Linked DNA regions of Homo sapiens: region 2 is linked to region 1. Evidence: chromatin loops called from intact Hi-C (ENCODE). Cell type or tissue: dorsolateral prefrontal cortex. All regions are shown on one strand. Each heading gives the region's core, and the rest is flanking DNA. Links, peaks and the distances in the headings are about the cores only.

Region 1 (9,455 bases), core at 898-8,897:
TTACCTGAGACCCTAGAGCTAAGTCAGACATTCTAGGACCTAAGCCAAAGGGCCAATAGAAACTTTAGCCCAAGTAATGGTCACACATGTTTACTATAGAGAGCAAACTGAATTGGTCTCAGAGTTTATCTTTCTGAACTCATGATGGAACACAGAGAGTACAGAAGGGGGAATTGGGCTTAATTTGGTGCAGCTGTTAGAATATCCCCTGGTCTCTGAGCTATTTGTTTGTCTTACTGAACTCCAGCAGATTACCATTGTCGGGCAATCTGGCACATTTTGCTCCTTTGTTCATCCCCAGCCATGTTATGTAGGAGTCATCAACTTCCCCCTCATAAAGACGACCACTCAGAAAGCACTTTCAACTGGGACAAACTCACATAGTAATAATCTAATGTGTGGCTACTATATGTTAGGCACTGTAATACGCTTTACTCAAATCTCAATCAATCTCTACCCAATTCTATGTGGTAAGCATAACTAAGATATAAAAAGATGACAAGAGTCAGAAATCAGGTAAGACACTCAGGGTTTCTCTACTATCGTGTCAATGGAAATTCATTAGATCCTGGCCCAAAGCAATCAAGCCCATCTTGGGCTGCCCGTGTACTTTGGCTCTAGCCAGACTATGAGCACTTCACCACCACTAAAGACCTCAGTGGCCATTCCATTCTGATTATCCTGCTGACTTCTTGCCTACTGTGCTCTCTTCAGGACCACTCTGCCCCAGCTGCCAAACTTTCAATCTGTGGCCTGAGCCACCCCAGCACCTTCCCTCCTGCACTGAAATCCTCAGGCATTTCTATTAGGTTGTTGCAAAAGTAATAGCGGGTTTTGCTATTACTTTCAATGGCAAAAAACACAATTACTTTTGCACCAACCTAATGCTTTGTCCCACACTGGCCTGCAGAGAACAGCCTCTAAAACACTTGCCAAAGGTGCTGGGGTTCCCCCAACCCACATCTTGGTGAAGGGGCTCATTTTGGCTACATTGAAACGTGGTTTCATATGTTTCATATGAAACCAGTGTGTTATTATTTTTCCCCCTTTCCCTTATCTTTTAGTGGCCTCACCAGAATTTGAAAAGTTATATTCCTTTGATAACATAACTCTTCCTCCCATTGGCTGAGCTCAAGAAGTGTTGGTTAGGAAAGAAAACTTCAGGCAGCCCACTGAATTCTAACTCTGTGTCTGAAATTCTTTCCTACATTAAAAATGTTACTGAAGCCCTGATAGTATCATTTCTTTGATATGTGTATATGTATTTCTTATAAAGAAAAGATTAGTTTAAGTGACTATCAAAATTAAACATTTTGTTGAATTATTGCAAAACTCTGACTGAACCATTTAGTTATGCTACTAGGATCACATTTTCCTTTTTGTATAATGCATTAAAGATTCTCACTTTGGGAGGCCGAGACGGGCGGATCACGAGGTCAGGAGATCGAGACCATCCTAGCTAACATGGTGAAACCCCGTCTCTACTAAAAATACAAAAATTAGCTGGGCATGGTGGCGCACGCCTGTAGTCCCAGCTACACGGGAGGCTGAGGCAGGAGAATGGCGTGAACCCGGGAGGTGGAGCTTGCAGTGAGTCGAGATCGCGCCACTGCACTCCAGCCTGGGCGACAGAGCGAAACTCCGTCTCAAAAAAAAAAAAAAAAAAAAAAAAAAGATTCTCAGGCTGACTATCACATGTGTGGATGAAGGTAAGAGCCTAGAACAATTAGATAACAAGAGTGAATAAAATATTAAATAAAGAATAGTCATGATTAAATCAATCTCTGGAGTAGGATCACTAAATGCATCAAACAAATGTTAGTTGAGTAAAATAGAATCATTGTTATTTTTGAGTTTAAATATTGAAATCGCAATCTTATTTAAGACCAAAGTAGGTTTACATTTGCTCCATCTCCTCACCCATTTCCCATATTCTTGCCACCCCATAAAATGAGAACTTCTGTCAACCCTTGGAAGAATTGAGGACAAAGAGCTGAATTCTCTCCATTGTTCTCTGACTTCTCTCATGGGAAGAGAGATGACGGGTTGAGTGGCAAGAGCCTGACAACCATTGGTCCATGTTCTTCTGCTGAGTAAAATCAGTGCATTAAGCATCACTGCGCATGTACAGTCACTCTTCTTGGGCTCACAGTGGTCAATAAGGGGTGAGGAGATGGAATTTTCTATGAAGTTCTCTGCCTGTCTGTCCTGAAAACCCAATTCTCAACAATCTATAGGTCCAAGTTATAAACATGGAGTCAATGGATAGAAAGACTTCTGACCTTGTGTTCAAGCTACATTTTGCAATCCAGTCTTCCAAATTAGAAGGCTGATGTTTTCATCTCTGACTCTTGCACATATTTTTAATTCATCCATGGTTTGGAAGTTAGAGAGTTATGATGGTTTATTATTCTCAAACTGCAATACTTTTTATTTAGTTCATCAAAATTAAAGACACCACAGCCATAATCCATGTCACTTTCTGCCTCAAATCTCAAGATTTTGACCAAAACATATGGCTATGGTGGTCTCTTCTAGTTTAAAAGGGCAACCATGTTTTCCTATCATTTTATGCCTGTTCGCCTATTTGTGGCTGGCTAAAGAATTGTGAAAGTAAGAGACATTGTGTTGGAGTAAAATTAGGAGACCCAAATTTGACTCCCATCTCTACCAGTTAACTACCTGAGGAAATTTAGGTGAGTTTCTTAATCTCTGTACTACTCAGGTCACTCATTTGTAAAATAAGAAGAATAAAAATTACTTTGTAAAATTATAGTATATTATCTGAATATGATAAGATGATAAAACAATTATTAAAAAGAAAAGATGTAATGCTAGTGCTAGATGCTGGGGGGATTTTGCCATTGAAAAATAACCTGGAAATAAGTCAAGACTGATCATGGGCTGAGTTCAATGACTCATGCCTATAATCCCAGCATTTGAGAGGCTGAGGTAGGCAAGATAACTTGAGGTCAGGAGTTTGAGACCAGCCTGGCCAACATGGTTAAAACCTCACCTCCACTAAAAATACAAAATTAGCCAGTCATGGTGGTGTGTGCCTGTAATCCCAGTGACTCGGGAGGCTGAGGCAGGAGAATCACTTGAATCTGGAAGGCAGAGGTTGCAGCAGGACTAGATTGCACCACTGCACTCCAGCCTGGGCCACAGGGCATAACAAAGTCTCAAAAAAAAAAAAAAAAAAAAAAAAAAAAAGACTGATCATAGTCTTTCTGTATAGGTCAATTTTTTTTTCCATTCTTGGACACATAATTTTGCTTTAGGTGGTCTGGTTTATGTCTAAAACAGAAGGGGAATGGGTTGAGTAAAGGGGAAAGAATAAACTAAATGATCAAAGTCAACTTGTTTCCAGATGTCTAGATCTAAAAGGCCACAAAAGAGCTCTTACTTAAATTATTTGCCCAAACAAAGGAGAAATTTTAAAGATCCCAAGAGGATGTGGCATTAAGACAGACACTGTGATACTCTTGGTGTAGTCAGGGAACATCAGAAGCTCATACTTCCTGACATGGAGGCAGTGAGTATTGTAAGAGAACGCTACTCAATGACATCATTCATGGTCTTTTCACAGCCTTCACCTCCTTTGCCTCAATATCCTTATTCTTCAAAGTGTTGGTAAATTGGGCTTGCTGTCATTACGCATTTTATTGGAATAAGCATGAATTATGCAATTAGCTTTCTCGCTTTCCAGCAGCATATGCAAAGTGAACCAGAAAGATAAGAGAAAATCTTTTCCTCAGGATCTGTAGATTAGTTCAGCTTTTGGAATTTTGCTGGCAATTTGTAGTGATGTTGTCATTTTGACTACTCAACAGCTAAGTTTCACATTTTGGGCTGAATCTGGCTGGGTAGGGTGGTTACTTGCTTTGATGTTCTTGGAGATTCTCTATGTTGCTTGGTACTACTAGGCTAAAATGTAATACTGTTCTGTCTGTGCTACCTAAAACCAGTATGTTTGGGGCCTCATCTGCCTTCAGTAGGGTATTTTCCTTTATCCTTCGTGAAAATCAATTTTTTTTTAAATGAATGAATGAGAGAGATGAAATGAGAAGGAGAAAAATGGTTAGGGTAGATTTTTTAAGCAGTGCCTTTGGCTTTTGTTATTTTATGCTAAGTTATTTATCAGTAATTATCATTAGACAAGCTATACTGGGGTGAAAAGCTGCTGCTTTTTCTTCCGTAGCCATGTGAACCCTGGGGCGTGCCGAGGGAATTAAAATAAGAACAGAGCACACTGCTGTTTTATCTCAGCTACTGCAACATCTCTGCTTGACACCCTGTGTTGAACAAGAGACTATTTAGTAGATCTCAACAATTATGCATGTACTTTCCTGGCAGAGAACTCTTTGCTGCTTTGTTTGTCAAGATTATGTTGAATCAGCATAAAAATCAGGCCTGACTTATTTCTGGAAGGAAGCAGCCTCTCTCGTACCATTGGAAACAATATGATCATAATAAAGTTTTGCATATAGAACATTTCTTTTGAGTGTAGACAACAACTTATTCTTGTAAAGAATTTAACATTTAAGTCTCATATTTCCATACTTATTTCTATTGGGACTGCTGCCTACTGCCCCACCCCCATCCCCCACCAGCCAGCCTTAGTTTTTGGTATATTTCTAGCTCTGTCCATCTTGGAGCAGCTACGTGAGGATTTTACAGCTGTCTTTGTTTCTGATGGAATCCTAACCCTTTTGTGATGTGGGGCCTTCATATAAGTATGTGATGTGGAAAATGAAGCCCATGTGTGAATACAAAGTTAATTAGTATGAAAAGTCCCATTTTCCACCACATTTCTTGCCAGCAGCTATGATTAGGTGCACCTAAGCTTTCCAGGTCTCCTAATATTTTTTAACTAAATCCAAGCATAGAGATTCCAAAATATCCCATTCTGTGATAATATAGATGCATGACAGAAAGGGAATGAATATTGGAAGGTAATGTTTGTGTGTGTGTGTTACAGGCTTGTTGGAGTTCATCACTTTACTTTCTGTACATAAAGGTGATTTGTTCTAAATGTTTTAAGCAGCAGCAGCAGCAAACTTTCTGAAGTCTTTAATCATTGGGATGATTACTTAGGGCATGCTTTAATGAAGGACCACTTTAAAAAGTAGCTCCAGAGTAAGGCTGAAGTCCAATTGACATTTTCTCTATGTGTTATCTAATGGAAATGATCTCCATGGCAGAGATGAAAATAAGACCTTTGAATTGTGTTGAGTAAAATAAGATGGGTCAGATGGATTTGGGCAATTTGGGGATGATCCTTAGAAAGGAGATAGTTGCATCTGGATGGAGCTAGGGAGACCCAGTGACAGAGGGAGCCTGGGATCATCTTATGGTGCATGTCATGTTTGTGTAGAAACGTACAGTTTGAGCAGAATACAAAGTTATATAGGTCTAAGAAATTACAAAAGAAAACCAACAGCTTCCCCTTTATTCCTGATGCTATGGCTGGCAGACAAATGGGGTCTTCGAAATATGTGTGTGCATGCAGCCATGCACAAATGCTTATTCGCTGATGAGGATGCAGTGTTGATGCCCTTAGGAACAGCATCACTTGTGGACTGGGTGGTAACAAAGAACTAGAAAGATGTGCTTCTCATATCTTGATATCAATGTCTATCAGAGAAGATGGAGAAAGCTGAGAGATACTAGTCTAGCTTGCTGTGCAACCCCCTTCTTCTGTCCCATCCTCCTTCTTATGAAAGACTTCCTAACCCTCCTCCTAAAGCCTCTTTTTCTCTGTATTTTACACCTGGTCCATGCCCTTAATATCCAGTCCAGTAGAGATGAATATGCCTAGTTCCTGGTGTCCTGCTTTTATGGCCTTAGAAAGCCTTTCTCTAAACATCTCTACTCTTCATGCTTGCATTCAGGCTTCATGTGAAACTTGCAAACATTGAGCATAATAAGAAAGAATACATAGTAAACCATCTTAAAAGAAAGACTATAAATTATTTTGGCACTAAAACTATTAAAAAGTATATTTCACTTTAGTAGACAGCAGAGAAAAATCTCTTTTTTAAGTTTAAAAGAAAAATGCATTTTCTTAGCAGAATAAATGAGTTAACAGAGTGTGGTATGGATTGATCAAAGACATAAAATAATATATTTTATTGCACACTTCTAGCTCTTTGCTGGAAATACTTGACTATAAAAACCTTTTAAAAAGTAGTTTGAAAGACAGGGATATAGCACATTGTTTGTCTTACTAGCAGAGGAAACAAAATGATCAATGAAAGCAGGGTAAGGATGAAGGAATCCTTAAACTGTTTTCCATGCATATGATTCCATTTAATCAGCGCTGGAACAAAGGATAGCATTTTTCTTTCCTTTTTCCGTGTGTGTTATTTCATATTATTAAATGAGATTTGAGTGAACTGAAGTAAATCAGCCAAAACCCAGCTTGGATTAGATCCCCTAAACTTCCTTATGCCCAGATTTTTTCCAGATGGTTTCTCATGTCGCCAGTTTAATATCAACAGTGTGTGACACGCTAGAAGAATATTTCTTAGACCAGTTCAGTCCTTGAAAGATAATTATACTGTCAGTTGCCATCACTGTTACTGTGAAAGTGAAGATAACTGGGGTAAGTATATTAAAATCCAGCCCCAAACCAGCCTGACTTTCAGACAGTGCATCTAGGAACCTTCGCTCATTTTTGTCACTATCTGTCTATGCTACCCGACGTAACACTGGTATCTTTTTGACAGCAAAATGTCTGCAGGTCACTTTTTGGTTATATGCTGAGGAAAATATGAAGAATTTTTGCATGATGAAAAAGATGGTGTGCTCATGTCTGCTTAAAAACTCTGATTTCTCTGCTTTCCACTTTAATTTACAAGTTGAAAATGTATTTTCATGCTACTACCCACTTTGGATCTTTTTTATTGTACCTCTGACATTACTTATAGCACATTTCGCAGCTGGGTTTAAAAGCATGTTAGCAGGCAATTGTAGGTACCGTGTCAACAAATGTGGGAAATAGAACAAGACTAACACATAAGGAATGCCTGCAAAATCATGATATGAGGTGAAAATAAAATGGTTTCATGAAAATGCTTTTTCTTCTTTTTATTTTAATATAATCACAATCTTACAGAAAAGTTGCAAGAATGCTGGAGAGAAGGCTGGTAATATGTTTACCAGAGTTACCAGTTGTCAACATTTTGAACATTTTTCCCATATGCTTTTTGTCATTATATATGTATTTTTCCCTTGAACAATGACAATAAGTTATGAACATCTTGCCACTTTACTTTTAAATAATTGAGTGTTTCCTATGTACAAGAATATTTTCTTACATGACCCCAGATAAACTACCATGCTACAAAATTATAGTGAGTAAAATACTGTTGTTTAATCCACAATTCACCTTTAAATTTTGCCAGTTTTCCTGGCAAATGTACTGGATCCATTGCATTTAATTGCCATCTCCAGTTAGCTCTGGGATATCATGAAGCTGCTTTCAAAAATACAGTATTTTAAAAGACAATATGGAGCAGCTACCCCAGCAAGCCTGCCACCAAGAGCTGTTACGTGACCGCTGTGTCACTGCTCACCAAACTCTGTTGTGCTTCTGCTTTTCTGGTAACTAACTTGCATCTTACAGATTACCAACAGGAAGCATTTCAAATGCAAATGTTCATCTGAAAATAAATCCCTAGAGATCTCTGAGTATCTAAAGAGGTAAACACGCAAGGAGTCTAAAGTTGCTTTTAGGTTGAATATGCACATTTATTTATAAACATGGCTGTAACCATAAATGATTTTCTGCAAACTTCATGTTTATATGGTGATTACTTCACAGAATTTTCTTATCTACATATTTGTTTGGAATTTCTGAGATGATGAGTGAGTAGGTGCATTCACTGAAATAATTATTTTAGCATATTAAATAAAATACCAAATAGTGTGAGATCCTTTCAAACTGTAAGATACTTGTGTATGTAGTTTCTTGAGATATAGAAAGTAGACTTGTCAGCTGAGCAACAAGTCATGGGTACAGTTGGTATTCTTTTTTTGTTTGTTTGTTTAGAGACAAGGTCTCACTCTGTTACACAGGCTAGAGTTCAGCGGCACTATCGTAGCTTACTGCAGCCTCAAATTCCTGGGCTCAAGCAATCCTCCTGCCTCAGCCTCCCACGTGGCTAATTTTTTAATTTTAATATTTTACAGACGCGGTCTGGCTGTATTGCCCAGGCTGGCCTCAAGTGACCCTCCTACAGGCATGAGCCACTGCACTCAGCCTGGTATTCTTTTAGTAGTGCTGTAAGGGGAAAACCTGGTCTACTTTACCAAGCCACACTGGGTTTGCAGTTAGGACTCAGAGTACTAATCCTTTTCCTGCCATTTCTTAGCCCTGTGACCTCATTTGCCTTATCTGTGAAATAAAACGACTCAGGCACGTGATCTCTGAGCTTCTTTCAGCACTACAGTTCTGTGAAAAAGTTGGACATCTGCTTATGGCCACAGTAAAAGTAGAGGAAAAAAATCATTAATTTAAAAAGCTGTTACCATACCCAAGCTTGTTCTTAAAAATAATATATGCAGTTGATATCCATTTACTCATTAGTGAAACCCCATTAGAAATACAATCCCCAGAGGCTGGGCACGGTGGCTCATGCCTGTAATCCAAGCACTCTGGGAGGCTGAAGCCAGTGGATTCCTTGAGGCCAAGAGTTCAAGACCAGCCTGGCCAACATGGCGAAACCCACCCCCCACCGTCTCTACTAAAAAACAAAAATAAAAATTAGCCGGGTGTGGTGATGTGCGCCTGTAATCCCAGCTACTCGGGAGGCTGAGGCATGAGAATAGCTTGAACCCGGGAGGAGGAGGTTGCAGTGAACCAAGATTGTGCCACTGCACTCCAACCTGGGCAACAGAGTGAGACTCTGTCTCCAAAAAAAAAAAAGGGAACAATTCCCAGTTTGAAATTGAAACTGATTTTGCTTACTGTATGACTGGGACCTCTGTGTTCAGGACTTTTTCCAGTCTCATACGTTCCCTTCTAACTCCATTCTACCTTTGTATTTCTTGTCATTAAAAGAAGAAGAAAAGCTCTTGGCATTCCCAGTAGTTTGCCCTGTCATCATTTCCATCTTATTGCTTAGGCCAAGAAAACATCCTTCAGTTAATCATTTGTGTGAATAAGCATCACTCTGAAACTTATCTCAAAAGCCTCCCCTGTTTATCTGCAGGTCTCTTCTAATACTCCAAGTAGTTCTTTTCCAATTATGCAGTAATTTACCATAGTTACACTGTTTCCTTTCGTAGTTCTTACTGTGTCTGTCTGCTTACACTTACCTGATCAGCAAAACTAACTATACCCTGTATCTCAAATGATTCTCATACTGAAATAAACAAATAAAAATTCAGAAGTGAGAAAGTGGAAAAGCCAGATCTTTTTTTTAATGTTTTTTGTATTTTACTAAGCA
Region 2 (9,455 bases), core at 943-8,942, 92 kb after region 1:
ATGTTTACAAAGGTATGGCTGAGCAGTCAGTTGGTAAGTTTAAAATTTCAAGAGCGCTCCAAGAGCAAACACAGTAAAGACCATGCAAGTTCCAGAGTCGTGAATTATGACAGAGCTCACTCATTTTATTCCTTGCCTGCAGTTGTTCCAAATCTCATAGCCTCAACTCTCACTGTCCAGACACAGAGAAAACATCTGTTTCCAAAATCCCATTGAAAGTCCTAAGCTTTGCCTTACTTGGGGCCACTTCTGAGTGACTCACAGAAGTCATTAGGTTGCTATGTGGCAATTAGTTTAGGCCTGCGATTTCTTAACCAATCTCTGTGTCAAGAAAGATAGTACCACTCTGATTGGCTTAGACAAATTAGGGTCTACTTTTTGAGGAGGGGATCTTTGGGGAGGAAGCCACAATGTCCTTTATAGGCTTGGAAAAAAATCTGGGTGTGTATTATTGCAAAGCCATTTAAGACTGTGTGTTTCTTTATCAAGAATGCTTTCCATAACCCAAAGATGTCACATATACAAAATTTGAGCAGAAGATTTGCTTCTAAAATAGTTTCATATCTTTTGTAATTCTTAATTATGGTATACATAAATAGACTTACTTCTTCCCCATTGGATGCTATGAAACATACCCATGACTATTTAAAAATAATAATTCACTATTAAATTTAGATAACAAATGTTAATATTGTAAGACAATAGCTTCCCTTAAATTCTAGTTCTCTCTGCTTACTTGATGTGACTATCAGTAGATAAAGGGTCATGATTTGGATCTGGGGAAGGACTTGCTGCTTCTGGTTTGTATAAAGGAATTAAGTAGGGAATGTGTAGGAAATCTGGCTGGGCTCAGCAATGCCAGCTTTAATGGAATCCAAACAGGTTTTCTTAAAAATAAATGGTCATGAGAAAGCTGAACGTCAACCTCCTTTCCTGTTGATAAATGACAATGTATACCAGATTGTATCAACAGTTCCGTGGAGCAGGACACCCCTCTGCTTTTGAGTCTCTGAAAAAAAATTATGCTGCTTTCCAGCAACTGATCTCCTTTTTCTCCATACTACCGCCTTTCTTTGTCATTTCTCTCACACTTTTGTTATCTTCTTTAATTGCAGTATATTCTTTCGCTTGGCAAACACACATACAGCAAAGTCAATCCAAAGTGCTTCTGATTTGAGCAAGTTCCTTGCTCTAGGCTCACCTGAAAATGACCATCTGTGTTCAGGTCATAGAACTTATAAATATACATTTAATTTTTTTTCTGTTTTCCACTCACTTTTTATAAAATAAAGGAAAACAAATTTCACAGTGTTGTCTAAAGACTGTTCAGCAGTTCTGTTCATGATACTGCCTATCTGCACCACTGATGTTGGATAGCACAATTTTTTTTTGTTTTTCAATGAATTAAAATACAACCTAGTATGCAAAAGATGCTAAAATAGGAGAAACAAGGCATATAACATGTGAAACCTGAGAACCCCTTGCGCTTGCCATTCCACACCTTTTCAGAAGACTGAAAACTCTACATTATTGACCATGTTGGTGTCATCAGCACACCTGACAATGATCTTCTTATCCTTATGGAACTGGACATCCTAGCCTTTCTATCTGCTCTTGGCATAATCTCTTCTCTTAGAGGGTACTGTTTATTACTTTTTGAAATTGAAGTGAATACAAATTATTTTTGCTTGGAGAATATCTTTGAGAACTTCATGACACCCTTTGAAAATTTGAAAATGGTTGGGTTTTTGGTTTGTTCCAGAGGCCATATTTGGTAAACACCAACTTCTGAGGCAAACAACATTTCTGCACAGCTGGCCCCAGAGGCGGTCCTTGTGCCAAATCCACCCATGCAATGGTTGATGCCAAAGAGTTCAGAAACACAAATCCAATTTAATTCTGGCTCAAAAAAGCAATAAGTGTTTAAATTGGATTTCTGTGGAGTTTGTTCTTATTAAGCACAGCACGCAAACTGCTTTATAGGCATTTATTATTTAGTTATTTCTAACAAAGGATCTTATAGATCCAGCATCTATAATTAATCGGGAATGAGAGTAGATGCTAGCCAACATATGCTCTGTGACCCAGAACTTGCACTAGGAAAGCTATCAGGTTTGTACCAAACACCAGGGTCGTTGGCAAAAGTTTGCTTCATTAAATTCGGCTTTGTGGGTTTTATGCTTTTAATCCAGGCTCTCAGCTCTGTCTGTCAGCCTTACCTGTATCATATTAAACTTAACAGGGTCAATATGATGCAAAGAGGTGGCACCTGGAAAGTGGTGTATCAGTGACTCCGCTTTCAATCCAATCATCCTCCCATTATGTCTTGTCATCTTTCAACTCCAGTGGTCCTGAGGCTTCTTCCAGGCACCTCCACTCGAGATTATTCCTGGATATGTGCTCACCCCCATGTGGCCCATGCTCCATAATGATGGGTCCCATCTCGATCTCTATAAATTTCCTTTTCTGTTGAAGCACTAATGAAAAGATAATTTCATAAATGGTTATGGGAATGGCTTACTTGGTTCTCGGTTGCTTTTTATCTTTTCCTAATTACTTTGCATTTTAGTAAGAGCCTTCCAGAAACAGAGCCTAAATAAACCAGGGTTGTAATGGTGGAGATGGCAGCCCCATGAAGCTAATGAGATAGTTGGAGTCAGACTTATTGCGTGGCCATGGGAGGTCTGGCTCTGCTTACCTACATTTTATACTTGGCCCAGAACCTTGCTCACAGCATTTGATAAGCAACCCATTGTTCTGATTCCTAGACACTGATGTCAGAAACAAGCACTCACCTGCTAGTGTTGATCACATACTCCATGATTATTTATCAAAAAAGGCCTTTTCTTTATGAGACTGTTGTTCAGTAGGCCCTTTATAGTCACAAAGGATAATTCTCATAAGCTTTAATAAATTCCAAATATGAGTTTAGAAATGTTAGTGCTAGTTCTGGCTTTTCTTGGTTTCTATTTCCAATGAGAGTCATGTGCTTTCAATGCATATATTCACATTACAAGTTAATTCTTTTCATCTTTCACACTAAGCTTTTGTATTTTGTTTAGTGTATTTTTTTTATTTCACAGGAGAACAGAAAAGTTTACTTTGCCACAGTCAGTAATATAGAAAAGATCGAAAAGAGAATAAAGAAAGTGTTCTAAGAAGTGGCTGCTGTGTGGATGACTAGGTTCACTAACTAGCTGGGTGACTTATTTCTATGTCAGCCTTGCAGTGGACACTATTAACATTTGGGCATCTGCAAAATTATACCTTACTACATCATGGATTTTCAGATTAATAATCAAGATGTAAACTCATAAGTGCTAAAAGTGTGAATGCCACAAGTCTATTTTATTGACTTTGACTTTTGTGGTTTCCTAGCTCTTTTTTTTTTTACATAGTTGCCTTGAGTAATTCATCTACTCCCTTTCTGCCCTAGTTTTCTCATTCATAAAATAAGTATAACAGTACATACAAATGCTGTCTTCCACAGGGTTGGTTGTTATGGGAATTAAATATGTTAATATGAGTAAAATGCATAGAAAAATGCACAGAAGTCTTACTGTTGTAACACTAAAGCTACAACTAATATTACTGCTATAATTATTGCATTATTGTTAATTGGCCTGATAATTGCATTATCTCATTTTGTATAATGTTGGGCGAGGAATTCATTCAAGTAGGAAAGATCTAAAAGATAATACATTAGAAAAGACAAAAGTAAAACAAGTACAAATTTCTAATTTCTCCTCTAGGCCCTACACACTCTTCAAATCCTAAACTTTTGGACTTCTATCTCTTACACCTAAAGTGAACCTTCTAGAGGTAATTGCCATCTGCATAGTTAGACATGTCCAAAACAGATTAGCACTCTCTTTATTTGTGCACATAAATTGCTATGTCTTTTATTCAATAAATAATTTTTGGTCACTTATTCATGACATCGTGGATGATACAAAGATGAGAAGCACATGATTTCTATTATCAGAGAGAAAGAAGAAAAATATATGGACATGTGACTAAAGTCAAACGTGCCATGTCAACAAGTATGGGCAGAATCAGCTGTCGTGCAGTAGATGAATATTTTGGCTATATGCAAGATCAGTGGAGCATCAATCACTCAGTCTGAATGTGCAGCAATTAGATTCAGTTAGGTTAATCTGTTACTGGATTCCACCATTCCAACATCTGGTTGGCTCAGTCATAAAAGTGTTTATTATCTCCGTAAGTCAGTCTAAACTCATAGTAGGCTGCCACTTGGAGCTTCTGCAGTGATAGGACACCAGCATTCTTTCCCTCAGTGGCCTATGACTGCTGTTGGTCAGGTGTCTACAGTGACTTCAAGATGATTCCACATCCTTGAATCATTTCTCAACACTTACCAGTGCACTGGGTTGTTGGGATATAAACACAGGAACCCACAAACAAGACATCCTCTTTCTGGGACTGACTATAAATCCCTATCCCGTATTCATACTGGAAAACTGGTAAGACCTTGTAACCCTCAGCATTCTTTTGCTATCTGAGAATTAGGGGCTGGAATTTAGGCCAGCTCTTTTCTAGGCTTTCTTGATTTTTCCACTCCAATGGAAGAAAAGCAGAGGAGGAAGCAAGCAGGAAGACATGGAAAAGAGGACAAGATCTATGTCCCTCCGACTAGGGCAGAGTTTGGATAAGCATCCCATTCCAGCCCTATTCTCTGGTTACCTTGCGCTTTTCATGGTTGACAGGATGGGAACCCTCCCAAACAGCAGGCTGCGCCGGCCCTAACTTATGTGACCGGTTGTAAAGGAGAAAAGGCTAAATCAATAGGGTTATAAAAGCACATACCATGCAGAAGTTCAGAGAAAGCAACAAGGAAGAACCTGAAAAGTCAAGAGCATCACCATTATCAGAGAAGTTTCACTTCTAACCCCATTTACTTAGCATACTGAGCTCCACCTTTACCATAGTGACCTCCTGGTAAGTGGGTGCCAGGAGCTCCCCCTAGAGTTTAAAATGTGCCATTGTCAATACCTCTTAACAGCCTGGGGGAAAATGCTTGTCTGGCAGGCATAAGGCCCAGAGGAGATGGGAGTTCAGAAGTCTACGTATTAGGTTGGTGCAAAAGTAATTGCGGCTTTTGCCATTCATTTTGCACCAAGCTAATACACAATTACAAGCCAAAGTAGATATCTCTCCCTCTTCCCTAAGCACCCCTCCACTTGAAGTGATTTTGCCCACACCACATTTGAACAAACTCAAACTGCCCCCTTCAAAATGATGGGATGGGGGAGTGGGGAAATGGTTAAGTCTGTCAGCTAAGCTGTCCCAGAGTTCTCAGAGTCAGAATGGAGACGATTGCTTTGGTATCTGTTTGATGGCACACAAGGAAGAAAAGGCAGCTACACATCTTTCTCTTGCCCTTTGGCAGCAGATCACAAATGTCACAGCTTGGGAGGGTGCCAATTAGTGCCCCTTGTATCCTAAATAACCTGCCACAGAAATAAAATACCAAGCAGTCCTTGCTTTGTCCTTGTGAGTTGGGGCCCATGCTTTCCCCCATATAGAGTATCTAATTTTGAAAATGTCACTGTAGATATCGGCACACAGTGATTCTACAGCTGGAGAGATGAAGGTGGAGGCCGCATATGATTTGAGTCACCATGCTTCTCCACGGACTGCACTAAGTCTCGTCTATAGGACTCAAGTTAGGTAGCAGTTCATAGAAATGGCATGAGGTCAGATAAAGTAAACGATTTCAATCACACTTGAAAAATACAATGTGTGTGTGTGTATGTGTGTGCGTGTGTGTGTTGTGTGTATGTATGTGTGTGTGTGTAAAACACATTCTCAAAAAGGGGGTGATAGTATAATACTTAGATGTGAAAAAGGACAACTCTGATAATTGTAGAAAATTACCTTGGTATGTGCATATATACCTTTTGAAAATAGAGATGTTTAGGCATTTTATATTCATTTTTTAGAGTTCCACTTTTTTTTTTTTTTTTTTAACATTCTCTTCTCTTTCTCTGTTGATTTACCGATAGAATATGTGTGTGTCAGGACACTTGGCAAGATAGAGACAGCTGGAAGTAATAGAGCCAAGCTCTGTTTGAAAAGCTGAATTTTCACAAGTGGTTTGGGGTTTAGGTGTGGGGAGCAGAAATCCTGGGCTTCGGAATAACTTTTGAAAAGTTGCTCCCTTGACGTAAAGATTTGAAAGAAGTAATTCACAGCCTGCCTTGCACTTTTTAAAAGTTGTGTAACATTACGCCACCTACCACAAAAGAAAAAATGTATATAGGAAAAGACACGTCAACATTATTTCGAATGATGTATTTTTAATGTCATAACTTTCTATTATTATTTAATCTGTCAAGGAAAACATATACTGGAAACATTTGAGAATCCTCCCTCCCTGCCACCTTTGCAACACACACATGTCCACACGCACTTTTCTTTGCCAAAAGTAAGAAGCTGGGGTCTGGAAGGCTTGCTCCTGAATATGGTGTATATCTTATGTAAATAAAACAGAGCATGCAGCTCAAAAAGAGGAAAGTAGTTTGTTTTTCCATCTTTGATTTCTGCTGTTGTGGCTCCTCTTTGTTACGAATTAAGTCTTTACCATCATTTAGTGAAATGTTATCCTCGTAATGGTAACCTGGATTGTTACCAAGTTACTTTTACAGACACCATCTCCATTTCTCCAGTGATCTAGTAACTCCGTGGTGGATTTAACTCCCCTATTGTTTTTGGCTTATACACATGAGTCTGTCTAATGCAAGCTGTGTTTTTCTGGGGGCCGAATAAAAAGTCTTCATGAGTGATAGTGCTGGGGTTGCAGTATTGAAACATACTATTGGGATCCGTTTTCTGATTTTGACTCAGTAGCCTGTCAGAGGCAGAATGCTTCTCCTTTTGATAACAGGGCTAACTAGTTTCTGAAGGAATGCATAAAAGAGTCAGGCTGTATGAATTCCAGAGTCTTAAATTCCTTTAGCTATGCCCTGCAATCTTTAAGCAGGAAATATAAACATGTACCAGCTATAAAATGTGTGAGAACAATAATAGGAATGGCTATCTTTCTTGCATCTCTCAAGTGTGACATACAGAGGAGAGCTGTATCTTATTACTAACCTTGTCCATCAAGCTAATATTTGTATATTGCTTTTCTAGGGCCTAATGGCTGAGCCCTATCTCTGAATATTGGATAAAGGAGCAATTAGAATCGTTTGTGCCAAACCCCAGAGTTGGAACTGCAGGCCCTTTTAATATGAGTCCAATAAGGAAAGGTTTAGTGTAAATGAAGGTCAGCTGTCTTGAGGTCCCTGACCAAAGCTCTGTGTGAAAGCTAAACAGAGCCGGAGGGAGTTTTTTTCACCTGGCTATAGGCTAAATGCAACACAGCCCTATAGCATGCAGATGCTCCCAAATAACTAACTTATTTTCACAAGGAATTATAAAGCATAGGAAAATTAATAAATTAAACATAGCTCCAGTCCTGCCCCCAAGAATAGATTGCACTACTAAGTTTTGGCAAAAGTAAGAAGAGACCATAAAAGTATTAGAAAAAAAAAGAAGGAATAATTTATTAAAAGTTTCTATTTTTTAAGTAAGTATATGATAAAAATAAAGATGTTTCCAATTTGATTTCTAAATCTTTGACTCTTCAATTGCTTGGTTTCCATGCTTGGCATGGAAAGAAGAAAGGAAAGGAGAAAGAAGGAAGGAAAGAAGAATTGCAGGCAAGTAAGAATGAAAAAAGGTAAGGACAGGAAGAAGGAAGAAAGAAGGCAGAAGGAATAAATGAATGAATATGCCTGAATGGCCACATGGAAAATTTAAAAATTATCCAATGCTGAGTAAAAATCAATGACAGCCAGTAAACAAGCACATAAGCACACTCCCCTAATAATCCGTCAAATAGGATGTTTTTAAATCACAGCAATATTTGTTATTTCTTCTGATGCTTTCTATTTGTTCCAAGCCTTAGAGCATAAGGCTAGCTACTAAAGAGCAGAAAGAGAAATCGAATTCGGCTACCTGTTGTTGCTGGTATGGGGAGGGAGATGAATAAAAGCAGTTCCAAGCTCCAGTGGCTGGTTTTCATGAAAATGTATTTTCTTAAATCAATACCATTTCAGACTGGTTAGTTTTTGGACATCCTTTACCAAAGATAGATAGATAAATAAATAAATGAGAGGTCATTTTATATTTCCTTTATGAAATAAATATGCTTAAACTCTAATGGTAAAAATGTATGTGAAGATCAAAATTTATATTGTGCTTAATGATTAAATGGGCTACAGAAAAATATTTTTACCTAGTAGACAGCATCTTAGTCTCAAACTCAGGCTCTATTTAACAGTCTTAATAATTAGCTTCAGGCTGGGCGTGGTGGCTCACGCCTGTAATCCCAGCACTTTGGGAGGCCAAGGCAGGCAGATCAGCTGAGGTCAGGAGTTTGAGACCAGCCTGGCCAACATGGTGAAACCCCATGTCTACTAAAAATACAAAATTAGCTGTGCGTGGTGGCACATGCCTGTAATACCCCGCTACTTGTGAGGCTGAGGCAGGAGAATCGCTTGAACCCAGGAGGCAGATGTTACCGTGAGCCGAGACTGAGCCATTGCACTCCAGCCTGGGCAACAAGAGCTAAACTCCATTTCAAAAAATAATAATAATAATTAGTTTTGTACCCTCAGATAGTCAAGAGCAATCAGATTTTTCTTAACCTTTATTTTCTCCTTTGTCAAAGGGAGCTAATAGCAGAGCTTGTTGCCTTGAGATTAATAATTAAATAATAATTCATTAATAATTAAAAACAGTAAAATAATACTTGAAAACGCTTTTTTAAAAAATATAGACAAAACAAAAGCTTTTTTCTTTTCTCTCTCTCTCTTTTTTTTTTTTTTTAACTTGAATATCAAGCTCGCTATGCAATTTGACTTATGGAGTGCTGCGGGAAACCTGTTGGATATTTTCATGTATGTCCTTAAACACATGACTGCTTTCCTTGTATGTGCTTGATTCTTGTCAGTCCTTCTCCTCGTTATTGAAAGCATAGATTGCTGGCTGTGAGTTGGAATCATCCACTGGATAACAAAGGCAGTATCTGTTTTCTGGGCCTCATTGTTTGCAGGTCTGTGTGTGGTCCAGCCTAGAGGTTTCTCTTCAGAGATCTATGATTGGCGGTAAGAGAGAAGTGAGGTTGGTCAGGAGGGTCAAAACAATGAGGAATTGCATGGATGACCCATAGACAGACCAGTGGTCATCGTGTCAGAATCTCCCTGCAGCAGCTTCCTCCATCACCGACTGAGCAGGGCTACCCAACCCACTAGCCCCCTACGGGCTTATTTACATGATCTGATTTCCAAAGAAACTTTCTTTTCCAGATGTTGTGTGCTTTGCAAGGCTCAGCTCTGTGGGAGCTCTGCTTGACAAACTCTAATATAGTCTACATGCTCACAAGGATG

Evidence for each region. Hi-C counts contacts between places; a loop is a spot of excess contacts. Peaks named below come from ENCODE experiments on the same cell type or tissue, not always from the same donor. Only the 100,000 strongest peaks of a DNase experiment are listed, where the experiment ranks them.
Region 2: it touches region 1 in a loop (4-fold over the local background); 2 of 110 quality-filtered maps call a loop at or near these places.

Annotation. Positions count from the first base shown.
Region 1 is chr20:15,557,579-15,567,033 of GRCh38, forward strand. The region is part of intron 8 of MACROD2 (mono-ADP ribosylhydrolase 2); the gene reads left to right. Among named protein-coding and RNA genes, the nearest start is that of MACROD2-AS1, 630 kb to the left of the region's middle. RefSeq lists an enhancer at 4,025-4,567. In dorsolateral prefrontal cortex, for the core only: a CTCF peak has its summit at 4,339; DNase peaks (open chromatin) are centred at 4,223 and 4,603; H3K4me3 peaks cover 617 bases; H3K27ac peaks cover 1,677 bases.
Region 2 is chr20:15,649,346-15,658,800 of GRCh38, forward strand. The region is part of intron 8 of MACROD2 (mono-ADP ribosylhydrolase 2); the gene reads left to right. Among named protein-coding and RNA genes, the nearest start is that of MACROD2-AS1, 720 kb to the left of the region's middle. In dorsolateral prefrontal cortex, for the core only: CTCF peaks have their summits at 4,974 (motif pointing left) and 5,181; a DNase peak (open chromatin) is centred at 5,003; H3K4me3 peaks cover 136 bases.